Linked DNA regions of Mus musculus: all the other regions are linked to region 1. The links are chromatin loops, found by intact Hi-C in ENCODE. Cell type or tissue: left cerebral cortex. All regions are shown on one strand.

Region 1 (5,000 bases):
GAGTACCACCTGCCCTCGCCACAGAGGATGTAACACACACAAGAGTTACATAAAGCCAGCCCCAAGCTGACCAGTGTCCAAAACACTGGAGGAAAAATGGATGCTGAATATTACTGGTCTCAGGCTTCTCGGGAAGACATGGAAGACTGCCCCCTGCTCAGAAGGGTAACCAGGATTCTGGCATGTAAGACAGACTTGCCCCTGCTAATTAATCGCTAAAGTCCCTAGAAACAGTCCTAGGCCAGGTTTCACCTCCCTCCAGGTCAACTGGGGCGCTGCCACCAAACAGCTGACCGACCGACTCAATGGCAGACGACCCCGTACTCTCAGCACGCTCACAGACATGAGCCACCGCCCAGCTAGCTGGCTTACCTCACAGGCAGAGGCCGCCCCACAGGCCTTGAGTTTGTCACCATCTTCCTCAGGCAGACCAGTCCAATGTGTGGCCATCATTTCATTTCAAATTGTAAAGGGACAAATCCTTTGGAGTCCACATTGGAGAAGTGCCACCACACACCAAACGGGAAGCAATTCCACAGCAGATTCTGAGGCGATGAAGGACTGGTCAAAAAAACGATTTGCAGGAAGCCCCTTCAAATACCTTCTTCAACAGACTTAGCCCTCTTCATTTCTCCAGTCTTAAAGTTCAAGGGCGACAGGTTTCCTTGGCAGGTAGGGTGGAAGCCAAGTGCAGAGAGAAGAGGTCCGCTTCCAGGCGGTGTTACTCGGAGGCCAGAGAAAAATCAGCTTTCGGAGAGCCTTCCTGGAACAGGGAGAAGTTAATGAAGGACATGAACTTTCCCCAGGCGCCGATCTTTAGCCTTGCCACAAGCCCGGACCAAGCTCCCCCTCTCCCACAATACGAAGAAGTAAAGTCTACTAAGGTGAATCCTCTCATGCAACAATTAAAAAAGAAGGAAAACGCCTGAAGGTCGGTTAGAGAAAGAGAACGAGACCTCAGAACTGCCCCGGTGGCTATGTCAAACACGCCTGGCTGCTATGAAGCCTTCGAGAAGGGGGGAGAAAAAATCCCGATTCAAGTGCTGCATTTCCTGGGCAACGCCGAGGCAGTGGGCTCATTCTGCAGCACCCGGACACCTACTCTTAAGCGAAGTTTTCTCCGCACCGGGTTAGACTCGCAGACGCCCTACAACTCCCCAACAAACAAACAAAAAGCCAGCTCGGACCAGGGCGGGCGTGGGCTCGGCGGCGTCTGTGGCGGCGGCCGCCCGGGCCGCGGGTGACTCCGGCCGGCCGTGGCAGCCTGCCCTGCGCCCCGGCCCGCGCCCCCAAGGAGACGGCTGTTTTCCTTGGCCCGCGGCGGGGATGGGTGGGGAGGCGTGCGGCCGCGGGTGGGACGCGGCGCCGCTCCCGCTCCCGCTCCGGATCCCTAGCATGCTTCGGAAGAGCCGCGGCCCCGGCAACTCTCAGCTCCCGGCTACGGCCCCCCACCCCCGAGCCCGGCTCGCCCTCCCCGCCGGCCACCTGAAGCAGAGGGGAAAGCGACGAGCAAACCACCCACCTACCACTATTTCCTCCGCCCCTTCCTGAGGCGGGTCGCCGGCGCGGGCTCCCGGGAAGCGCGGCCGGGGCGCGTGCGGGAAGCAAGGGCTCCGCTCGGCAGCTCGGCCCGCGGCGGGGCGCGCTAGGCCGCGGCTCGGTTAATATTCATGAGGCGCCGCCCCTCCTCCGCAGCCCGCCGGACCCCGGCGCCCGCCGCTCGCCTTTGTGCCCCGGCCTCCCTCGCTGCACACACGCGGGCGCGGCCTCCGCGGGCCCGCGCTTCAGCCCCAGGCGGTGAGAGGAGCGGCCACGCAACGGAGAACGCGGGTTAAGGGTCGGCTCCCAGGCAGCGCCGCGACCTGCCCCGGCCAGCCTCGGGCTCTGGGCGCCGCGGGAGGGCGTGGGGCGGGGCGGCGGCCGCCGCACTCAAGCCTGGCCGGGCCGGCCGGGGCCCCACGCTCCCGCGCCCGCGATCGCCGAGCGCGAGACTGGCCGGGCCGGCGGGCGCGCGAGCTGCTTCCCGGGGGCGGACTGCTCGCGCCTTCCTTCTGGATCCACCTCCTTCTACCCCACCTCCTTCCCCTCCCCTCCCGGGGGACGCTCCGGGGCGAGGAGTTTTCGGTCTGCAGTCACCCGGCCCCGGGAGCCAAGCTAGAGGAGGAAGACGGGCCGGGACAGGGGTGGTGCTCGCCAGGCCCCCTACAACCTGGGCACCCGCTAGCTCTTTCGTCCCCGCACCCCGACGCTGGGCACACAACTCCGGCTGCTTCCCGAGCGCCGCTCCGGGAGCGAGCACATCCCTGCAGCTGTCTGCCGGACAGGTCTTGGGGGACGGCGGCCCCTTTTTTGCAGCGGGTGGGGCGAGAAGCTACGGGATGTGGAGCTTCCAGATAAGGGAGTGTCCCTGCCCGCCGCACTGCAAGGTAGCTTCCTGCGGTAAGCAGGGACTGGGTGGTGGCGGTTACGAGTCATTCAGAATTTTTTTCTTGTTTTTTTTTTTTTAAAACCTGCAGGGCGGCTGAGCGATTAGGCGCGGCTAGCGGAACCGAGCGGCGGTGGCTGGGCTTTCCCCACGCTCCCGTCACTAGTTAAGCCGCCAGCCCCGTGGCAGCCGCTCCACAGCCCACTCCCGGGCCTGGGCTCTGACCCGAACGGCTGGCTCCGCCCTGTTGCACCTCATAACATCTCCCGCTGCAAACCGTCCAATCCGGTGACGCTACGACAGTATGCGACCCAATCAAGGGCTACCGCTCAAGCCTTCTACCCCGCCCCTCAGCCTCCCCTTCCCACTCCATCTCGGGAGGTGGCTCACCAGCTCTGATCCCTAGAGGAGCCTCTAGCTCTGGGGATAGTGCTTGGCACCTCTTCACCACCCCACCCCTGTCCTCTCCCCGTCTTATGCACACCCCCCCTCCAGGTCTCTGCCCTGCTGATGCTGTTGAGGGTCCTTTCGATCCTCATTGACAGCTTTTGTGTCTGCCACCATCCTGAGAGAACAGAACAAAAACCAAGATGCTGTGGAACGTGTTACCTTTTTCATCTTTGCTACAATTGCCTTCTAAAGACTCCTCCTCCTTTCCACACCCATCGCCTAGGGTCCTGTTTCTTGTGGAGGTTTTTGAAAGAGCACTCAGGAGCTGATAAAGAAGAAACTGAACCTCACTTTATTGTTCCTTACAGTGAAAGAGGGCAGACAGAATTTACAACCAAATCCAGGCAGAATTTACCACCAGAACCTGACATTTAGAGGAGAGAAATTAACTAGATCTTTTTTTTTTTTTTTTTTTTTTTTTTTGCAGTAGCCATGAAATATGTAAGGTGTGACTGCCCCTAACCAAATTAACCAATAGCCAGGGTGATAAATAATAAATAAATGAAAACAGAGCCTACTACTGTATATTTGTGATTTACTGAGTAGCAGCATGCAGGTCGATGGCAGATCTAGGTATACCCTGCCGTTGGGTAAAGCAGCAAAAACTGAATAGAAATATAACATTCAAACAGTTTATCCCTGGTGGGCTTAGGGAAAAGTTCACATCCACCACTGACAGATGCAAATGTGTGTGCATGGCATAACTGAGTGCCTAACAGCTGAGCATATCTACAAGGTTTTGATCTTACAAATGTTGGTTTGGGGAGAAGGTTTCCTTTTGGTACTGGAGAAGAAAAAGTTGCCAGTAAAAGGAAATAAAAGTCATTATGGAATTATGGGTAAGTAACAAAATCTACAGATGCAACATTTCAGTCAAAGGAAGTACCATGTGAGAACCAAGATTCTATCTAGGGCCTGGAGAGATGATATGTGGCTCAGCAGTTGAAACAGTTCCTGGGATGCACACCAGCCAGCTCACAAACACCTGTAACTAAAGTTCCAGGAATACCCAACACCTCTGGTTTCTGAGGGTACTTGTATTCACTGCACATAAGCACACACACACACTTAAAGTCTTTTTAAAAATACTACCATCTATCTTCCTCATTTTCCATGTAATGGGGCAAATGTTTACTTGTTTGTAAGTACTAGAGCTGATCAGGACCAATGGCAGCCAGCATCTCTTTAGCTCCGTCTCCTGGTGGGTACTACTCAGAGTTTTATGTACATCTTAATGAGATTGTATTGTGGAGGCAGGAGTCGAGCCCAGAATCCATTCTTTGATATACAGCTACTTCAAACATTCTTTTCAATTATAATAACCATATTACCCAGCATTTAACTATGTGCCTATAGATTTGTGGTCAATAAGTAAGAATTTAATCCTATTTGTAGGACAGGTATGGTCATAGTGTCCCAAAATCATGGGAATGCTTCTCATAACTTTATGAGCTATGTCATGAGTGTCTTATGGGTATCAGACTCTGTGAATGGAGAAGACTACATGACTACGATTTGGAAAATATGCTTCTGGCCTGCCCACTAGAATCTATAAATGTAACAGTACATTTCATATTTTGTTGGGCTGTGAACATCAGGTGAAATCACAGCTAGTTAGGGACTCTGAAAATATAAAAACATTATATTGGTTACTAAGATATTAAAGTATCACATTGCTGTGTATTAACTATGAAACTATTAGTTTGCTTCCTCGCAGAACTTTATTTACTCTTTCATTGACACTTACTAGGAACACATTAGCAGTGAAAACTTAGGACTATTCCTGTCTGAAGATAAATGAGCAATAGCAATCTCTAAATAATGATTCATCTCCCATTTAGATTCCTTCTGTGTAGACCAAAAGGCACAGTCACTCTCAGGTCATCTGGAAAGTGGCAACAAACAGCCAGTCACTCACTGCCCACAGACCAATAGAGTAAGGGGTACAGGATGCAAGCCCTGGCATTCCCAGCTGCCCATCCTGGGGTTTCACTCATTAACACCTCCACCAGAGGGAGGACAAGTGAAAGGAAAATGAGCCAAGCACTCAGTCATGTGTCTACTCTTAAAAGCTCTCCTGAGAAGTTGGTGAAACAATGTTTAGGGGTCATGGTAACTGAGGAAA
Region 2 (5,000 bases), 84 kb after region 1:
TGTGACAGCCCTATTCCTATGTAGCCATCCAAACCCCCTGTGTATCTACCCAGAGGAAATAGGATGAGGGCATCCAAAGCATTACAAGCGGCCTGCTGTGTCCTTTTCACTATTGTGGTAAGAGCCCTTGCTAGATGCTCACCAAGTATTCATCTCTTTCCCCCAAGAACACAAATTATGTTTTATCCCAATTTCTTCTTAGATAGCTTCTTCACAATGGACTCCAAACTTCACACAGTGGAGAGCTGTTTACTTTGTTTGCTACTGTGCTCTCAGGTGTACTGTATTGCCTGCATGTGGAAACAATTGTTTTTTAAAAAGAGTAATGACTGTCAACTTATTAATAATTCATTAATCAGCCAATTAATTGGATTCGTAGTAATATGCCAATGCTGTCCCATCAAATTATGACTATGTTAATATACCATTCCATTCACCAAGTGGGGAGAATATTCCTTGAAAGTAATGCGCTTTTATGTTATGGTCTTAGACTTTTTTAGATTTATTTATTTACTTATGTATTTATTTTTGTGTGCGCACATATGCACATGTGAAGGTCAGAAGACAAACTAGGGAGTGGCTTATCTTCTCCCACCGTGTGCTATCTGGGGGTTGAACACTGACTATCAGACTTTGGGGCAAATGCTGTAACCTGCTGGGGCATCTTGCCATGCCCATCCTTCTTTCAACCCTGATTAAGTAACAGTGTAATATCAGATCACACTATAAAGTTCTTCTTTATATCTAATACAAAAGAGGTTTAACGAATACAAACGTTAAGAAGTCACCAACCCATGCAAAAACCATGATAAAGCTGTATTTCCATGTCACACGTGGAGAAGTGCCTTTCTGGAAGTGCTTTCTCTTAGGTAGGACACTCTTATTAAACCCATTTTTTAAAGAATATTGTCTACTCTCAAAGCCCATGTGTCCTCTCCAGGGCACTGCATATTAATGCCATTGTGAGGGTCAGGCCACTGTGTCCCCTAAGACTCACACTGACAGGAGTCTTTTTAGCATTTTAATATGGCTTACTATATAGCCTTTGCCCTCACTCCACAGCACTTAAGTTGGACATGTATTTTCAGTGTGACTGAGGTTTGACCAAGCCTCTTAGCTAACCAGGATGCTTAGAGAATGCTGTGGTTAATTGGATTTCCCTGTTCACAATCCCTTTTTGGTTCAATTGTGTAAACAAAAACTTCTTTCCAAAATATGTTAGTGTGCATCCTTATCTAATTAAGTAGGAAGTCCTGAAAAGGATTATGTTCCAGTCTCTCCCTCTCCTCCTCTCCCTCTCTTCTTCCATCCTCTACTCCCCAATTTAGAAACGATGTAAAATAAACATCATCTTTAAAAAGATTAACCATAATTTTAAGATTGTAACTAGGAAGTGGGACTTGAATGGGTATCGATCTGAGATATATTGTCAAAATAATTCCAACATATTTTAAGCTTGACAGATGTTACAGAAGATGGCTCCTCCCACTTCGCATCTCCTATCTCCGTGCTGCTGTAAGGGGCGGTCACTTGACCTCTGAACTGTTAAGGAGGATGGCTCCTCCCACTTCACGGCTCCTATCTCTGTGCTCCTTTAAGGGGCGGTCACTTGACCTCTGCTCTGTCTTCCTGGTGGGTGGGACTGCATTTCTCATATATGCTGCTACATTACATTTCTAAAAATATTCACATTAAAACAACTTTTTTTTTTTTTGCAAGACTGAGATTGAGTGCCGTGCATGCCGACAAATGTTCTAGCCTCAGTCTAATATATTTTCTAACACGTTTTATATAGCTAATTTGGTTTTTAAATGTATTCAAAACATATATGAAAACAGAAAATCTAAAGATTTTCTCTTTTCACTTCCCCTTCCTTCCTCTTTCCATGAAAACATACTAGGTAAGCAAGTAGTCTACCACCAAGCCCTGAACTTTGCCTAACTTTTGATGCACATTTAACTTTGAAGATTTTAAATATATTTGTGTGTGCTTTAAAAAAGGATTAAAATGAAAATACAGTATAATTAAATACAGTACCATTCTCTATTTTATACAACCAAAATCTCACATCTATCAAAAATGATACATTCTTAGTATAACATAAAGCCAACTACATATTCAAATTTTCCCAATTGTCCTTTAAAAGGCCTTTGTAATTTTTCTGTTCAACCTAAGACTAGACATTGGATTCTACTGTATTTTGAATGTATTCTCCAGAGTTCCTGAATTGGAAAATTAGCACTAATAAACATTAAGATGGGGCCCAATAAAAGGCAATCCAGACATGTGTTCTGCCCCCAATAATAGAGTATTACCGTCATTATAAGAATGGGTTAGTTGCTTTAATAGCAGATTGTTATAACAGTGACCTAGGTCCCCGTCAGTCTCTTATCTCTCTCCCTTATCTTTCCACTTTCTACCATGGGATGATACAGCATGAAGGAAGAAGGTATAGAAGATGGAATTGTCTCAGCCTTGGAAGCATTTGTATAAGTATCTAAGGGGACCAACCCTTGGGTTTCCATGCACCAAGATTAGAATCAAGGGCTCAGAGACAAACCGTAGCTCATCTTCCTATGGTTAATACAGAACTCTGACTGATAGGAAAAGGTGATCCAGAAGGCTTGAGCACCTAGGAAGGCAGAGGTGGGGAGATCATGAGTTCTAGGTCAGCCTGGGTTATATATCAAGACTCTGAAAGGAAGGAAGGAAGGGAGGGAGGGAGGGAGGGAGGGAGAGAAGAAGGGAGGGAGGGAGGAAAGAAGGAAGGAAGGAAGGAAGGAAGGAAGGAAGGAAGGAAGGAAGGAAGGAAAGAGATGGGGAAGAAAAGGAAAGAACTCTGTGGGATAAATGAATAATATTGGCCCATCTCTCTCACTTTCTGTAGCTCATTTTACTCATGAGACACCAACTCCACCTATCTTTAAGGATCTGCAGTTCTTCCTTAACCAACCGTTCATTACCGTCTACTGCTTTTAATTTGCACTGAGCAGTCTACTAAGATTCCCACTTTTTGAGTGGGCAATGCTGGGGATTTTTTTTATTATTATATTTTTTTGGAACAATCTGTGCCTCCAAAACACTTCCCATCTGATAACCATGATCGCTGAATCTGAGATGTTTGCCAATTACTGTCTTAGTCATCTCCTCACACCTAGCTCACTTCCTCCCAGGGAGCCAGTAAAAGTCTGCGGGGGCTGTAGGCAAAAATTCTATAGGGACTCTCTAGACTCCAGTGTGTTGTTTTGCTGCTATTCTGAGGTCTGAGCAAAGCCCATCACATCAAGTTTTCCTAATGAAAGAGGCAAGAAGGTAGAGAAGAATCATACAAATACAAACGATTTTCTTAAGTTGGCTATTCCTACTTTTAACCTTTGAAAACACAAAGCAAGCAGCAGCAGCAATGGGGTTTTATGGGTGTGGTCACTCCCAGAGAGATTGGCGTGGCTAAAATGGGCTGGATGGTGGTGGTTGTTGGCTGTGAGGAGGAGTGTGAATATAAATCCGAAAGGAATGTTGCTCAGCATTTTATTTTACGTAATAACTCACAAAATTGCCAGAGTCATCTATCAGTGGCCATTTCTATGATTGTTCTCAGCCTAGTCAGGGGCAATAAAAAGGAATGATTTAAGTTAAGGCAGCCAGTGGTGGTAGTGGTGAGGATTTGGCAAGTTTCAATTCTGGCATTTGATTAGAACCTTATTTGGAGGTGGGGTGCTCATCTCCTGAAATCTTGCACAGAACCTGCCCAGCTGTGTAACTTCACTGCCAGATCTGGGCCTGACTTTGAGTTTTACTCAAGCCTTTCAGGGATTTCTCTTGGACATGAATAGAATCCTCCTGGTTTAATGGCTACACACATTTTTATGAAGTGCCAGGATTAAATCAACTTGAGAAAAAAAAAATCAGAGTGAGAGTGTGTTTTGCAGACAGCTTAACTACAGTGAGTAATGCTTTTAAGCATAGAAAGCCCACTGCACAGAACTGTTGAGGGCCCATTGTATCCAACAGCACCCACCTATTTAGAGCCATGACTCAGCCAGCCTCCCCGAAAGTGAAAGAAGGCAGCAGAGAAAGGTTGGGGGTGGGGAGAGAAAGATGAGAAACTTTATCTTAGTTGAACTCCAACACCTTCAGTGAACCTCGGAGGTTCCAGGGCTATTGGTTACGAACATGGCACAGTGGCACAGGGGGAGCTGTTGCCTTGTGCTTTCTGAGGCTCTTTTCCTAAAACTGTAAGAACCATTTCTGTGGCTCCCTCTTCATTTTGGCTGCAGCCCTTGTCTTCCAGGTTTTCGTACACAGGCAAGTGCTCCAGATGGTTCAGCCCCACTTCTCCCCTCCTGCACGTTCTTCTACTATGTGTCACGTCTACCCTATTTTTAAAAATTCATTCTAAATACATAAAATTTATAATTGTTTGACTGAATTTTGTACAACATACCATGATTATATTCTTTTCCCTGAAATGGCTCTGCCCAAACACAGCAAGTTCATCTCTTTATTGACACAATCATTCTACTTGATAAACCCAACTCAACTACATTTTCAGCTGTTTTATTATTTCCTTGTTTGGTTCCTGACTTCTTTCCTTAGTCATGCAGGTCCAGCCCTGTCAAGTTTCCTTACTTTCCCTTTCCTCCCCGATTCTAGGTCTAATGCTCTTGTGTTACTCCCACACCCTCACCTTCTCCCTAAGATCATTACAATCCCAAGAATCATCATCACCTACTCTTTCCTCTTCTCCCTCTCTTTCTTCTTGTTTTGTACAAAAAAAGGGGGGATTTGTGGAAAGACGCAGGGAGCTATTCTTGAGGTGCTCAGCACTGAATGAGAGAAGCCATGTCCAAATTCCTGGTAGGGTAGTAATATGAAAAAATGCAAATTTATTGACTGAACTGGTGGATTGCATGGTAAGTATATATATGAAAAAGAGGAAGTTAGATAATGACCTGTAACAACCCTGCCACCCTATGCAGATATTTATTATAATTTGGATT
Region 3 (5,000 bases), 130 kb after region 1:
ATGGACTCACAGTCAGGAGTTGCCACTAACAGATACAGGCAGACTGTGCTACTGATACACTCTTCAGAAAATAAAGCAGAAGCTGAAAGGGAGCAAGGATGGAGAATACTACTTTAGATCAGGTCCAACACTTGACATTTAGGAAGAGATCTGAAGGAAGTAAGAGTGCAGACATCTCATTTTACCCTGATTAGAATCTTTAAGGAAGCAACATTTGCATCCTTAGATTCTACTGTCTCCAGAGGTCTACGTCAGACTGACATGCTATGATACTAAGATGTTATCAATACGTAATCTTCCTTTGCTTGTGGTCTTCTACACTCAGAGGCCCATGAAGTCCATCCTGCCATCGGGGCACATAGTGCTCCATATATCCCAGTTTCAAGTTTCCTTCTGTTTTTGAAGCTGTTGTATGAAAGCCTGAAGGCTGCTTCTTCAACAATAATTTCTCTTGTCCTGTTAGCTTTAGGAAAAACACTGCCACATTATCTTTGCAATTCATGGCTCAGCCAAAGACTCTTCCCATGTGCTCCTCCCATTGCCTGCTCCCACGCTTCAGCAAAGGCCTCATCCCGGTACCAATTACACTGTGACTGACAGGCATTTTCTGAAGTCAGCAGAGGCCAGGCCCTCTCATCCAATGAGGCTCTTGGCATACAATGAAGAACAACTGAGAATTACTGAAGTATACTTGAGTCTTCATATAGGATATTCAGGTATGTGCATTTCTTCATATAGATAGAATAAGTTAGTTTATTTGCATGACTGTGTGATAGCCCCCTTTGATACACAAACAGACTATAGATCCCACAGAAAGTGAAGGGAAAGCTCTCTTTAATTGTCTGGTATATATAGCCTTGGGATTCCCGACCAATTAATACACATGTTGATTTATTGGAGAAATAAAAGGAGGTTGTTATAAGACTCATTTCACAGATCAGCCACAAAGCCTATATGCTGAAGTCTCTTCACGTTTACCAAGACTTGAGGCCTGCGTGCTTGCTCCCATCTGAGCACGGCAGGCCTTGGCTCTAATAGACCTGGGTCTACAGATTGGTGACATGGAGATGTCAGACATCTTGACATCTCCTGACATTCTTCTTGGTTTTGCCTCTTGTTCTTCTTTCTATGTTTGGAACACAGTCAGATATATGTAGCCATTTAGGATAGGAGGAGGCCTGCTTACTTTTTTCTGAAAAAAATATAGTATAGCTGAGCACAGAAATGGAAAATTATCTAGAGGTGATGGAGATATAATGAGTCATATAAATGACTACTTCTGCAGAACAAAGGCATAACATCTAGAATCACTTCATGACTAGGTCAAATGAAGAAGCAATACCTGTCAACATGTAGCAGAACTGGTTTTGATTACTTCCCTTTACTTGATTTTTGACTATCATGGGCAGCTTCATCAAAGCCAGTGAAAAAGTCACATCCTTCCAAATGCAATATCTAACAATAAAAAATATTTAGAGTAGCTACTTCCTCTCACTGCTTTCTGTCCTTTTTTGACTTTAAAACTATAACTCAAGTTCTTTCAAAGCAAAATTTTCTAACACAGTATATATAGAAAACACAGAACAAAAGATCATTTCATTCTGGAGCCAGGCAACAAAATGTCACGACCTTTGTCCTGAGAGTTTGACTCTCAGTCAAATTTCTTCATAGACTTTTCTAGCAATCAAGTGTTTGGAACATAAAATGTGGGAAAATTTTACTTGAGGCCAGCACTCTTTCTAGGATATGATCCAAGACATTTGAATTGAATGTTGAAAGGGGTCTTTTATAAGAAAATGTGCCCAGTGTTGCTAGATGCAAAGGCCCCAGGGCCCAACGCTTCATCTCATCCTTGAACACCACCACTGAGTTCAGAAGATACTCCTCAATACATCTTGGTAGAAGTACATGTAGCAAACATGCCTCTGCCGTTGGTAAAGAACTGCATTTCAAGGCCCCAGTTTTATGAAAACAATGCTTATTGGTTTAATAATTTTCTTTGATTTCCACAATCTCATCTGTGCGGCCTGGTCTAACTTTTTTCCCAAGGACTGCTGGCATGGCCAGAACTTGAGGGGCTGAGCACTGGAACCTTTCAGGCATCACTGAGCCCTTCACTGGATCTGAGACATACTTCTCTCTGCTCTGGCCCTGGTGAGACTGTAGGAAACTTAGAAACAGCATGGCCCTCTCAAAACGACCCCTTCGATTCCAGCGAATGTGAGAAAAAAAGGGAAGAGGTCTTACTAAGCTCAGTATTAGGGAAAGAGGGTGAATTTCCTTAAATTTTATTTTGAAATTACATCTTATTTATTGTTGTGTTTGTTTATGTGAATCAGATGGAAATCTGCAGTTCTCTTCTTTCTCCATGGGTTTTGGTATCAAACTCAGGTCTTCAGGCTGCAGGGGGCTTTATCCACTGATATCTCTGACTCTTAAACATAAATTTCTATTTCTATACTGGAATGGACCAACCTAGGACAAAGCACCCAGCTGTCTGGCCTCAGTTACATAAAGTGGATTATCTACCTTGCTTATGTATCATTGTGCTTATGAGACTGCCTCTTTATTATAAGGGTGCCTATCACTCTGACCTCAGGGTTCAGGATTTTTGGTTGTTTCTTTAGCTTGCCTTGCCAGGCCAGTACTCCTCTGAGGCCACAAATTGAGTAGGATTTATTTTTTTCCCCTGGATTCACAGGGTCTACCAGACTTCCAGCTATGTTAGCTAAATGGATACATTTTTAAATACTGTGCATATGTTTTTTAATTGCTTCACCTTTGTACCAGAAAGAGTCTGGTTCTGATTAGTTTTATGTCAATCGAACAGAGGTTAGGGTCATCTGACAGGAGGAATCCTCCATAAGATCTGGCTGTAGGACATTTCCTTAATTGATGGAGGAGGTCCAAGCCATTGTGAGTGGGGTCATCCTGGGCTGGTGGTCCTGGGTTCTGTGATACAGCAGTCTGAGCAAGCCATGGGGAGCAAGCTAGTAAGCAGCACCCCTCCGTGGCCTCTGAGCCAGCTCCTGCACCAGGTTCCTCCCCTTTTTAGGTTGTTCTCTTTATTTCCTTCACAGATGCACAGTGCTGTGGAAGTGTAAGCCAAATAATCCTTTTCCTCCCCAAATGCTTTCTGTCCTGGTTCTTTGTCACAATAGTAACCCTAACTAAAACAAGCTCCTTTCATCTAATAGCCACAGGCTGACACTGCTGCACTTGGTGCTAAATTTGGGTTTCACGTGTTCTCAGTCGATAGTTTATTCTCTAATACAGAAAAGCAATGCTTTGTTTTGTCTTGCATCTTACTCTAAGTTCACAGAGCTCTTAGCTCCTCTGCAAATGATGGGCTTGAAATAGCAGCATAAAACCCTTCCTTAGTGCCTATAGCCAGAAACTACTGGCAATGTTGTTTCCTAGCTAGGATTTATGAACGACATAACCCAGTCCAGTGAGCCGAGCAACAGCTGAGGGTTTGGAAAAATCACAATCTTGACAATTTTTACATACAAGGAGTAGGATTTCTGAGGATCTAACTCAGAGTCTTTTGATTGTTAGGCAAATGTCTATTCTTTTAGCTACACCCTAGTACTATCTCTCATGTATTTTAAGGACTAGTGGGAGAAACAGGAGGGGTGGAGCCAGGGAAGGGATTGAGGAAAGAGTGCTTTGAAAGCCTGGTAAGTCATAATTTTCATTTTACAAGTTGGCGAACCACAATCAAGTCAGTAAACAACTGACATATTTTAAAATCTATTCTGTGTCCAGTGGAGATAATGATTCCCATGTCAAGAGTCTGGTGGCAATTAAGATAATGCACACATGAAAACACAATACAACTGAGTAAGCCATCGGTGTGAGCAGAGAGCGAAGCAACTAAAAACCTCACATTTCTGGCTGTCAGTGTGGGATAGAGCACTTTCCTCTAATTACATACCCCCCTCCCTGAGCTTTACTAAAATGAACTACAGTATGCAAAATTATAAGCCTGCAAAGTAATTCAAGCCCACTTAAATTTTACTACAAGAGAATACAAAACAAGACACCACTGGATTGTGCTACATAACTGCCAGGCAGTGGTGGCGCACGCCTTTAATCCCAGCACTGTGGAGACAGACGCAGGCAGATCACTGAGCTCGAGGCCAGTCAGAAACCCTGTCTTTAAAAACAAAAACAAGAAAAAAGCTTAACTGAAGTCAGTTAATATTCAAAACAACTAACAAAAATCATTATTACAAATAATCATTAGACACACACACACAGACACACAGACACACAGACACAGACACACACACACACACACACACATGTATATAATGACTGCTTAAACATTGTACATCTCATACTTCTTAATCAAATCTCAAGTAAAATTTCCTGACTTCAAACATAAAATGCAGTAATATTTAGAATTATGTTTTACCAAAAAAGAAAAAAAATCCCAGCTTGTTTCAAGCAAACTTTACGTGCATCAATACTGGTATTTCATCCAGTGAGTCAGGACAAGTGCATTCAGCCCCGAGTCCTTCACTACAGCCCTGACATGGCAGACCAGCAGCCAAGCAGCTCCTGGTGTCCCTTTGTCTCTTTGCTCTCAGCTTGTTGGCTCTCCCAAGCATCGCTCTGCTTTCTGCTCTATTTAGTTTTTTTTTTTTTTCCTAGAATTTCATTTCAATGTAGCTGAGTAGCTTTTTTGATTCCAGCTCTCGTACTGAATCCAGTTCATCTGAGACTGCTTCAAGCTGCATCCTAGCATCCTCATTCTTTGTCTGCAGTGTATTCCTTGGAATTGCTGAGTGACGTTCTATTCCCCAGTCTACCCTTTCAACTGTCCTGGATAGTTGGAACAGTCTAGTTTGGGTTATTATAAATACAGCAGTAGTTATGAACTTTGCAGACCAGCACTGGTAGAAACTATGTCTTCATTCCATTTAGATAATTGCCTAGGTGAAGGGCTCTGGGTCATGGTAAGCGTGTTTTTGTTTTTTAAGAAACTGACAAAA
Region 4 (5,000 bases), 120 kb after region 1:
CAAAACAAAAACAAAACAAAACAGAACAAAACAAAATAGAACAAAACAGTTGAAAAAAAAGAGAGAAAACTTTAGCCTCTCCACTAATAGGCAGAATGCCAGTGTCCTTGTAGACGCAAGCAGCCTTTCTCCATTATATGTCAGATTAAGAGACTGTATTATAGTTGCTTATCTTTGCTGAAATGCTCTTTCATTTGAATGAGGGAGAAACTATACTGGGGACAAGCGAGAAATCTGACACACACACAAAGCTTTAAAGTAATATTACATAAATGTGTTGATCTGTGTTGTGGGTTCTTTTATCTTGTGGACAAATCTGACAAGGATATGAAAAGAATAAAGAGAAATGTATTCCAAAGGACATTGTTCTCTGCCAGCTTACTCTGTCCTTAAATCAAACACCACATTTCTTCTTTACTTCTACTCAAGATCCTTGAAGGGTTTAGAGTTGCAAAGGTTGATGATGGAAAAATTCAGATGCAAAAATTCCAATTGTTTTGAGGTTATATGAAGCATGAGCTACCAAGCCCCGGGCTCAGAGCTGCTAGCCTCTTGCTTTCTATTCCTCTGGAGCCCAGAAAACACAGACCCAGGCAAATGGCAGCTACCCTGATTCTTCCAGGGAAGGCAACAGAGCCTGATTGTCAGGCAAGCCTGACCTTGAACCTCAAGTGCTTCTGCCTCAGTCTCCCCTGTGTGAAGGTTATGGGCATGTGCCATCATACTGTTTTGTTTTAGAATTAAAAAGCAAGCAAGCAAGCAAACAAACAATCAAAAATGATAATACAGTTAAGGGGACAAAGATTCAAGTAGAACTTTTTATATATAAATAAGATCTCTCTCTATATATATGAACTGTATTTGGAAACCAATGACCCTGTTTCCTGGGCACATCACCAAAAGGGGAGATTACGTCTGGGACACTTTTTTTTTTCAGTTTTTCTTATTAATATTTTTTCTCTCTTTTTTTTAATTAGGTATTTTCCTCATTTACATTTCCAATGCTATCCCAAAAGTCCCTCATACCCCCCCCCATCCCCTACCCATCCACTCCCCCTTTTTGGCCCTGGCGTTCCCCTGTACTGGGGCATATAAAGTTTGCAAGTCCAAAGGGCCTCTCTTTCCAGTGATGGCCGACTAGGCCATCTTTTGATACATATGCAGCTAGAGACAAGAGCTCCGGAATACTGGTTAGTTCATAATGTTGTTCCACCTATAGGGCTGCAGTTCCCTTTAGCTCCTTGGGTACTTTCTCTAGCTCCTCCATTGGGGGCCGTGTGACCCATCCAATAGCTGACTGTGAGCATCCACTTCCGTGTTTGCTAGGCCCTGGCATAGTCTCACAAGAGACAGCTATATCTGGGTCCTTTCAGCAAAATCTTGCTAGTGTATGCAATGGTGTCAGCGTTTGGAAGCTGATTATGGGATGGATCCCTGGATATGGCAATCACTAGATGGTCCATTCTTTCGTCACAGCTCCAAACTTTGTCTCTGTAACTCCTTCCATGGGTGTTTTGTTGGGACACTTTTTCTAACAGTGTTTGAAGCTAAACTTTGAGACTTTCCACGTGAATAGCAAACCTTAAGTTATCACAGTACAAAGTAATTATGAGTCAAAAATCAATTTGTAGTTTAGGAAAAAAGTCTAACTCTCTAAAAATTCTTTAAATCATATGTCTTAGACATCATCATACAGTTTTACAGAGAATTAGTTGTATCTTGGTTTCTTTATGAATGCACATAACAGAAGATCACAATGAAAAATCCCTCTATTTAGGTGGTGGTGGCACACACCTTTAATCGCAGCACTTGGGAGGCAGAGTCAGGTGGATCTCTGTGAGTTTGAGGCTGGCCTGGTCTACATACAGAGTGACAGTCAGGGCTGCACTAAGAAACCCTGTCTTAGAAAGAAAGAAAGAAAGAAAGAAAGAAAGAAAGAAAGAAAGAAAGGAAGGAAGAAAGGAAGGAAGGAAGAAAGAAAGAAAGAAAGAAAGAAAGAAAGAAAGAGGAGAGAGGGAGGGAGGGAGGGAGAGAGAGAGAGAGAGAGAGAGAGAGAGAGAGAGAGAGAGAGAGAACCTCTATTGCTCATCTGACCATGCCAGACCTTTGCTTCCTTTTTTGGTGTCATTGAATGGGCCACAAGCAAGGCAGCACATTGCAAGGAACAAATGAAGTGGGTGTCTCTCCATTGGCATCATGCCAGCAATTGGAGGAGGGAAGGGAAGCAGCAGGCAAGTATGTGTTGTAATCAGAGATAAAAGGAGAAGGACAGAAGGATGCCTCTCAAAGGAAAGACCCAGTGCAATGATCCACCATGTGTCCTTGTTTTAAGTAGAAGCAGAACAACTTCTTTTCTAAAATTCCATTTGTCCTATTTTCTGGCAGTATCTGCTGTCGTAGCATCCAGTTCATCTGCATGCCCAGTGAGCTTTCTTTCTGAGTGTGGATGGACTCCCACCTCCACAACAGATGGTGGATGGATAACCACCTACTTCCCCAACAGATGGCTTCGAGGCAGAGTCCTGACAAGTCTTACCTGCAAGGGCCAGGGGCTGGGAATTCCATCAGGGATCTCCCTGACATGTCTGCACAATTAGCTGTGAAGCAGGTAGCTGTTAGCAGAGACTGGAAGCAGAGCAGAGGGCTCTGCACCAATCCAGTCCCTCCTCACAGCTGGCTCTGCCACTGGCAACAAAAACTACTGCCCAGAGGTGAGAGAAGAGAGCCAGTGGCTGAAGCGATAGTTATTCATCAAAGCTGCCAGTGGAACTGCATGGCAGTGGGACCAGACTGCCCAGGAGTTTTTCCCCCTTAATCTTTAAATTGCTCTATTGGAAAGCAACAATTCACATTCTAGTTAGGCATTAATCCCTTCCTGGTTTGATTGGCCAGCTCCTCAGGCCATGGAATGATGCCAACAGTTGACTGTTGTGGGGCCCTGGGGTTATTTTGATCTGCTCTATGGCCGCAGACTGCACCTTGAATTGCAGCTGGACTTTTTTAAAAAGTGTGTGTGTTGTCAGAACCTCAGAGAAGAATAGTTGTGAGTCTTCACCTTTGACAAGCTATATTTAATTGTCTGTGACATCAGAATCCTGGCCAGAATCTGGAAGCATAAATTCCTACCCTGTGCAAACTGTATCTTGGGGAAGGGAGCTTTCACCTGGGTGTTCCATGGGAAGTTCATCTTTACCTTTTTTTCACACTTGGACCAAACAAAAATGACACCTGGGCTAGGAACATTGCTAACACCCTGTGGCAAGGTCACAGGAATCATGCCCAGTGAGTTAAAGGAAGTGAAGGTTCTTCTAACATGAGCAGTGTGCACTCTTTCTCCTTCATTGCCTTGGTACTTGGACGTGAATGCTGGCTTAGCTGTTCATTCCTTTATTCTTTCAACAAACAACTGGCGATTTAAAGATGACTCTAACAGGTGGGATTGGCTACTCAGCACAGATCCTCTCATATAGTAGAGTTACAAAGTCTAGAGATTTTTAAGGATAAAGTGGATTTCATTCTTACTAAATTATTGAGTATCCCTTTTAAGTTGAAGAACAACACAGCAGATAATTGGTAACTCCTGTCCTCCCTCCCTCCCTCCCTCTCTTTCTTGCCTCCCTCCGTCTCTGAGACACAGTATCACTATATAGCTTCTGCTGGCCTCAAAGTTGCTATGTCGCTCAGGCTGAATTTGAATCTGCCACCCTTAAACTTTATCTTCTTTTTTGTTTGTTTGTTTGTTTTTGGTATTTTGAGACAGGGTTTCTCTGTATAGCCCTGGCTGTCCTGGAACTCACTTTGTAGACCAGGCTGACCTCAAACTCAGAAATCCACCTGCCTCTGCCTCCTGAGTGCTGGGATTAAAGGCATGCGATGTGTCACCACGCCCGCCTCAACTTTAGCTTCTTGAATGCCGGGGTTACAGGCATGTGCCACACCCCCAGCCTCTATTTATGTGATGACACACAGGCCTATTTACTTAGTTGAATAGTCACTGCAGGGCATGTTTATTATCAGTGCTCTTTTCTGTGTGTTACAAGTTAATACAAAGTTTATCAGCCATGCAAACAAGCACAATTCCAGTGCTCAAATAGTGAGTACTCAGATGCAGCCACACTACAGTGTTTATAGAGAATGTTAGATGAATGCCAGCATCGGGCCAATCATGGTCTGGGCTGACACACTGCTCCCTGGTTTATCTTTCTATTCTAAGCTTGTTCAGTAGTATGGTGCTCTGTGAAACCCCCAGCCCTGCCAGAGGAGGCTGTTGAGAAAACTGAACTATTTTATTCTTTGTAGCCTTGTCCTATTCTGTCAGCTGACAGTTTTAGCCTTTTAAAAATTACAAACTGAACTATTAAATTCTTAAAATTAATAGAATTTCCTCAGCTTGATAACCAAGGGAATTACCTCAGCATTGTGAGTGAGCTCTGTGCTCACAATGAAATCAATCTCTTTCCGTATACATATTTGCAAAACTAAGATTTTCTTCAGGATTCCTAAAGTTGACAAAAGCTGATGTTGTTGTGAAAAGTAGCCACATTTCTTCAGCACCAGATGGAACCCAGGGCCACCTTCACCGTAGGTAAATGCTCTACAACCTAGCTCTACTCCAGTCCTGGGAAGTACCCACTTCTGAGACAAGTTGTATATCGTGTATCTTCTTTGTGGTATCTCTCTTCAGATGTCTGTAAGCCAACTGTGCCATTCCATCAAGATCATGTGCACCAAAGAGCTCCCTGCAGGTTCTGAGGCAGGCATGCCAAAGCATATTAGGGAGGCACTCTGGCCAGCTGTGTAAAAGGCTGGGACACGTCAGGCTCACAGCTCTGTAGCTACAGCATTTTTTAGATCATCCTTTTTTAAAAAAATTATTTATTCTTTATTGTTGTGCTTGTGCACATGTGTCACCACTATATGTGCTTCTACCGAGGCCCCACTTTGTGGCCCCACTCTACCTATATGGTTCTGGGGATGGTCCTCAAGTTGCCAGGCCAGAG
Region 5 (5,000 bases), 170 kb after region 1:
TGCTTCAAAACCTCTGGGACTTGCTCTGTAGAAACACTGAGTTCTCTAGCCTGCAATAAAACCATAACTCTTGACACATCATCTCTGCCACAATGCCCCTCAGTCCAGAACACGTCAATCCTTTGTGGCACTCAAGTGTATCATCGTCTACTGGCCAGCTGGTCAGGGGTTTGCACGTTGGTATTCCTTTTCCTGGACCTGGGGGTAATTGAGGAAAATGAGCCCCTACCAGTCCCAATTGTAAACATGATAGCTGCCCAACATAAGAAGGCAATTCAAGTTGTGCCACTTTTGGTTGCCATGGGAATAGCTGTGGGTGCTGGTACTGGAATAGCAGGGATAACGACGTCTATGACACAATATAATACATTCACTTCCCAGTTTAAAAGTGATCTTCAGGAAATGACTGAAACTGTGCTTACTATCCAGAAACAGATCGATTCTTTGGCAGCTGTGGTACTTCAAAACCGGCGGGTCGGGGGTGGGCCTAGATCTCCTGACAGCTAAAGAAGGTGGATTTTGTCTGTTCCTCCAAGAAGAATGTTGTTTCTACATCAACCAGTCCAGGAGAGTGAAAAACAGAATCCAGGAGCTACAGGCAGACATCAAAAACTTCAGAGACCGTGAGACCTCCGGTTCTGGGATTTTTGCAAATCCTATATGGAAGTGGATACTCCCTCTCTTAGTCATCTTCCTGGCGTTATTATTTGCCCCTTGTTTCATTAATCTTGTCTCTACCTTCCTTCATCAGACAGATAAAAAAACATTTCTAATCAAACTATTAATCAGCTCCTGTTACAGGACTACCAGCCACTCGCCACAGGAGAGCTGCTGTCCATAAAAGAACCTGATTCAGACGATTACCAAATGGATACCGATGGTGAAAGCCAGATACACCCCCTAGACAGCAGGAAGCAGTTTAAGAGACGCCCTCGCTTCCTTTTCACCATGGGTTTCCCCTTCCCCTTTTCTTTCCTTCTCTTTAGGAGCTCCCCACTAATGGGCTCTTGCCCATCCCCATCCCACGTCCTCTTTTGGCAACATCGGACACTCTTGATCTCATGACCCTGGTAAATCCATTTCCATCGAACTGCTCTCTAGACATCTCCTCCTCCTGCTTGCTTTCTCCCATCCGCTCTTCATTTATGGTCCCTTGATCTGGCTTTGTGTCCACAGTGTGCCTCTCACATCTGGGGGGCTTTCCAGGCATTTGTTCTTAATAGTCGTTTTTACTTCTTCCATTTTATTTTATTCCATTCTTCATTTATCCCCAAAACTAACCTTGAAAACCTGCCAACGGTTTTCCAAATCTGTCCTATCACATTCTGGAGTTTCAAGTATGACTTTCAAGTTGCCTACAGAGCATCCTGACCTGTAACTCCTGAGGGAGTTAGTTTAATGCTAATGCTTGCTCTTTCATATATTCACCCCCCTCCCATCTGGTCTATCATACCCACAGCGACTGGAATGTTTTTATTGTAAAAGCACAAATCAGATATAGTGATCTCTTCTCTGTCCTTGACGTGTATCTCTGTGCCAACGTGGGTTTACCTTCTGTTGCTGCTTGTGAATGTCATTGCAGACTCTTTGATCATATGGGTAAAGACACTGCTCCCGGCCCTGGCTGAATTATCTGGACTGTGTGTTTTTACACCGCTTGCCTGTGTCCCTTCCCAGAATGCAAGTTTCGGGAAGAAGAGTTTGTGTGGTTCCAAAGCTGTAGGAGTGTCGCTCTCGACCAGCAAGAACGACGTGACCACCAGTCCTTCTAACAGCAGTTTATTCCGTCTTCATCTTTCTTCTTTCTCTTCATCAGTACCGTTCCCCAGCTGAAGAGTTCTGAATCCACGCCGGATCCTTCTCAACAGTCTGTTTTACGGGAACACTTTATTAACCGCTCCTTCCCAGTGATGCAGTTCTGAATCCTCCCTGTAGCAGCGGGTCTTCGCTCTTGCCTGAAGATGTTTCTTTTCCCGGGTTTCGGCATCACTTCTGTTGCGCATGCTCAACTGGCCAGGAAGAACGACGCTGCTACAGGATCCTTCTGCACACGTTTATTCAGTCCTGTTTCTTCTTGTTTATATCTCCCTTGTTTATATCTCCCTTGTTTTTATATCTCCCTTGTTTTTATATCTCCCTTGTTTTTATATCTCCCTTGTTTTTATATCTCCCTTGTTTTTATATCTCCCTTGTTTTTATATCTCCCTTGTTTTTATATCTCCCCCGAACCCTGGGCCTCTCACTCTTTTATACTCTCAGTTCCCATCCACGCACAGCAGGCCACGCCCCCTCGCCAGTCACGAGGCTTCAGCTAATCAGGGCAGCAGGGGCAAATCTCCACCAAATTGGATTCACCTGTATCCTGGTACACCTGCGCAGCACTCAAGATGTTTGTGTCTTATATGAGGAAGTCAGGTGCAAGTCATATGACTTAGCTACAGTCCCTGGCACCTTTGGGACTGCCGCCACACCCGCTCCCCACATAGGAGCGGAACCTGGAACTCCTTGAGGAAAGGTAGGTTCCCGATGTTTAACTAAGACCTGTTCAACCTGAACAGTTCTATTTAACCGAGAGGCGTTTCCTTCTGAACCCACTCGTTCTAAATCAATCCATAAACACATCCAATCATTTCCATAAACAGATTAGCTGTGAATTACATGCTGGGCTCTGGAAAGAGGATCTTAATGGCAAACCAGCCTCACCCACCACCTTCACACCTTTTCATTCCAATCCTGGAGTCATAACCACCATCTGCTAGAGCTTAATTTCAAGATTATGGGAGGTGGGTACCCTCCGGTTGACACCTGAATGATCCCCCGAATTGCAGAGGTTTGGATCTGGCCCCACCTTCCATCTTGACACACTGCTGGGTTTTTCTCGCATATCAAGTGAAGGCAGAGGGCACTCTGGCTGCTGGCTTCTGCAGAGTCGCGCTCCACATTCTAAGTTCCAATTGTATTCACTTGCGTTACTTTGCATTTTGGTTGCCCTGAAGAGTTAGTTCTCTGCCGTTTTGAAAACAAAACTCATTGAAGTGCTAATAGGCAGTGCAGAATGGTCTCTCGAGCTGCATGCTGGGGTCTTCCTACACCCGGACTCACAGGCCAGACTCCTTGTGGCTAGCCGAAGTGGGGACTCGGTAGGAGGCAGGCTTCCGGGCCAAAAACCCAGGAGAGAGTGGGAAGGGAGGAGTTACTGGGAACTCTGGATGAAGGAGTGATTTTAGTAGGGTTTTCGTGAGATGGGGTGGAGAGAGGAGGCTTGGATGCGAAGAAGCCAGCGATCTCCGCCCGCAGGAGGAACAAAGCCTTGGCCGTTCTCACCCCAACGCAATTCAGCTAAAGGGGTGGGAGGTGGAAGTGAAGGGGTGCAACGAAGGGAGGAGAGGGGAGGGGCGCGAGCTAAGGGAGCCCGAATCCAGAGTTCGCATTTACCACGACGCCTCGCCTAGAGTCTGGCGCCTTCTCACTGCTCCCGGCCACGTCTCTCGCGGGGAACGCTGGACAGACAGACGCCCGGAGGATGCGTGGGCGTGGGCGGGGGGGTGGGGTGGGGGAGAATGTGGCTGGGCCCGCCCCGCCCCCAGCCTGCGGGCGGGAAAGCTGGGACTAGAGTCGAGCCTCATTCCCAAAGCGGCGCGGGAGCAGCTGTGGAGCAGCGCCTGATGCACCTGAGCGCGCTCCGGGGAGCGTCCCTGGCTTACCGCCCCCCAACCCCCGCCTGCCCCTTTGCCGACTCTGCAGCCCGCGGGGATATGGGACAGGCCTGCGATTCGTTCAGGAGAAAAAGCAGTCCCCTGTTATTTGCCTTCTCAAAGCCCATCGCTGCAGCCCCCAGGCCAGCAATCTCCAAGACTCCTCCCTGCCAGATTTTAAATGCACATTTGTCCCAAGTCAATGCATTAAAAAGAGTCAGTGCAGTGCGTTCTCGAGCATTGGAAGTGGGCCGGAGTATCCCGGAGGACTTCAGAGCTTGGCGTCCTGCCAGGAGTTGGAAAGCTCCACGATCCGAGCCGGCATTTCCTCTGACCAAACCCTAGTGATCCGATGGGTCCAGGGCAGGGACATTTTACAAAATACTGTATCAGATTTACCACTTGACTCTAATTGTCTCAGGTTGTAGCTAAAGGCAATTATTCTACTCTGATTAGGAAGCCTTGTTTTATGAATCTGTTGTTAAACCAACCCCTAATTCCAGCTTTCTAATAGCCCAGCGCCCTGGTTCTTTGTTCTTTCCTCTAAGGTCCTGCTTTCTGGTTATATATCCTTGGTCTCCCATATCATGCCAGAGCCTGCACTCAGCACACTTTGGGTTTAAAGGCCTCACATTAGTTCTCTTGACTATGTCTTCTCCAAAAGATTTTTGCTAGGATAGTGTGTAGTTCAGTGATAGAGCATTTGCCTAGGATGTGAAAAGCCACGGGGTTTCTAAACATAGCAACACACACACACTCACCCACACACACTAGCTTCTTCACTCTTTGGCTAAGATCAAGTGCACACACTGGCAAGAGGAATGCTGGTTGTGTTGCTCTGAAGGGAAAATAGTTACCTATCAATCCATGTTGCCCTAAGTTGGAATAATTGTGTAATAATATTGTACTTATGTTTGGTGGATCAGCCATGCTCAGCACTTTAGCTGTTAATCTCTAAGGACCAGAACTGTGGAAGAAGAGGAGTGTAAGGTGTAGGCTCCCTGACATTAGTCCTTGTGTTTGGTGCCTGGCTGTATCAATGGGTAATGTTCTCTTGCACACAGGTAAATAGTTTCACTCAGAATCATTTTTGTAGCTGCCTTTTGTTTCTGATTTCTTTCTTTAAAACTGACCCAGACAATATTCATCAGCAATATTATTGAAATTTTCAGGAATTGGGATGGAGAGATGGCTCAGTCATCAAGAGCACTTGCTTCTTTTACAGAGGACCAGGGTTCAAATCTCAGCACTCAGGTGGTTGCTCACAACCACCCGTGACTCCAATTCCAGGGAATCTGATGCTCT

What was found. Hi-C counts contacts between places; a loop is a spot of excess contacts. Peaks named below come from ENCODE experiments on the same cell type or tissue, not always from the same donor. Only the 100,000 strongest peaks of a DNase experiment are listed, where the experiment ranks them.
Region 2: it touches region 1 in a loop (7-fold over the local background); 5 of 42 quality-filtered maps call a loop at or near these places.
Region 3: it touches region 1 in a loop (2.6-fold over the local background); 2 of 42 quality-filtered maps call a loop at or near these places.
Region 4: a loop joins it to region 1, with 2.3 times the contacts of the local background. A loop is called at or near these places in 2 of 42 quality-filtered maps.
Region 5: it touches region 1 in a loop (9-fold over the local background); 9 of 42 quality-filtered maps call a loop at or near these places.

The regions. Positions count from the first base shown.
Region 1 is chr2:20,966,958-20,971,957 of GRCm38, forward strand. Arhgap21 (Rho GTPase activating protein 21) reads right to left here and starts at 764. Exons shown (of 24, transcript NM_001081364.3): 1 at 373-764. The coding sequence starts at 453. Gm13375 (predicted gene 13375) reads left to right here and starts at 1,917. Exons shown (of 2, transcript NR_033225.1): 1 at 1,917-2,426; 2 at 2,517-3,391. In left cerebral cortex, CTCF peaks have their summits at 2,674 and 4,892 (motif pointing right); DNase peaks (open chromatin) are centred at 388, 800, 1,028, 1,677 and 2 more places; H3K4me3 peaks cover 3,174 bases; H3K27ac peaks cover 3,609 bases.
Region 2 is chr2:21,050,645-21,055,644 of GRCm38, forward strand. It overlaps the pseudogene Gm13377. Among named protein-coding and RNA genes, the nearest start is that of Gm13375, 84 kb to the left of the region's middle. In left cerebral cortex, CTCF peaks have their summits at 2,952 and 4,188; DNase peaks (open chromatin) are centred at 3,143, 4,015 and 4,261; H3K27ac peaks cover 1,207 bases.
Region 3 is chr2:21,096,526-21,101,525 of GRCm38, forward strand. It overlaps the pseudogene Gm13377. Among named protein-coding and RNA genes, the nearest start is that of Enkur, 110 kb to the right of the region's middle. In left cerebral cortex, no CTCF peak of the experiment used is centred here; DNase peaks (open chromatin) are centred at 2,980, 3,614, 3,846 and 4,667.
Region 4 is chr2:21,088,982-21,093,981 of GRCm38, forward strand. It overlaps the pseudogene Gm13377. Among named protein-coding and RNA genes, the nearest start is that of Enkur, 110 kb to the right of the region's middle. In left cerebral cortex, no CTCF peak of the experiment used is centred here; a DNase peak (open chromatin) is centred at 2,358; H3K27ac peaks cover 331 bases.
Region 5 is chr2:21,138,472-21,143,471 of GRCm38, forward strand. It overlaps the pseudogene Gm13377. Among named protein-coding and RNA genes, the nearest start is that of Enkur, 64 kb to the right of the region's middle. In left cerebral cortex, no CTCF peak of the experiment used is centred here; DNase peaks (open chromatin) are centred at 317, 1,539, 2,995, 3,246 and 2 more places; H3K4me3 peaks cover 1,322 bases; H3K27ac peaks cover 1,465 bases.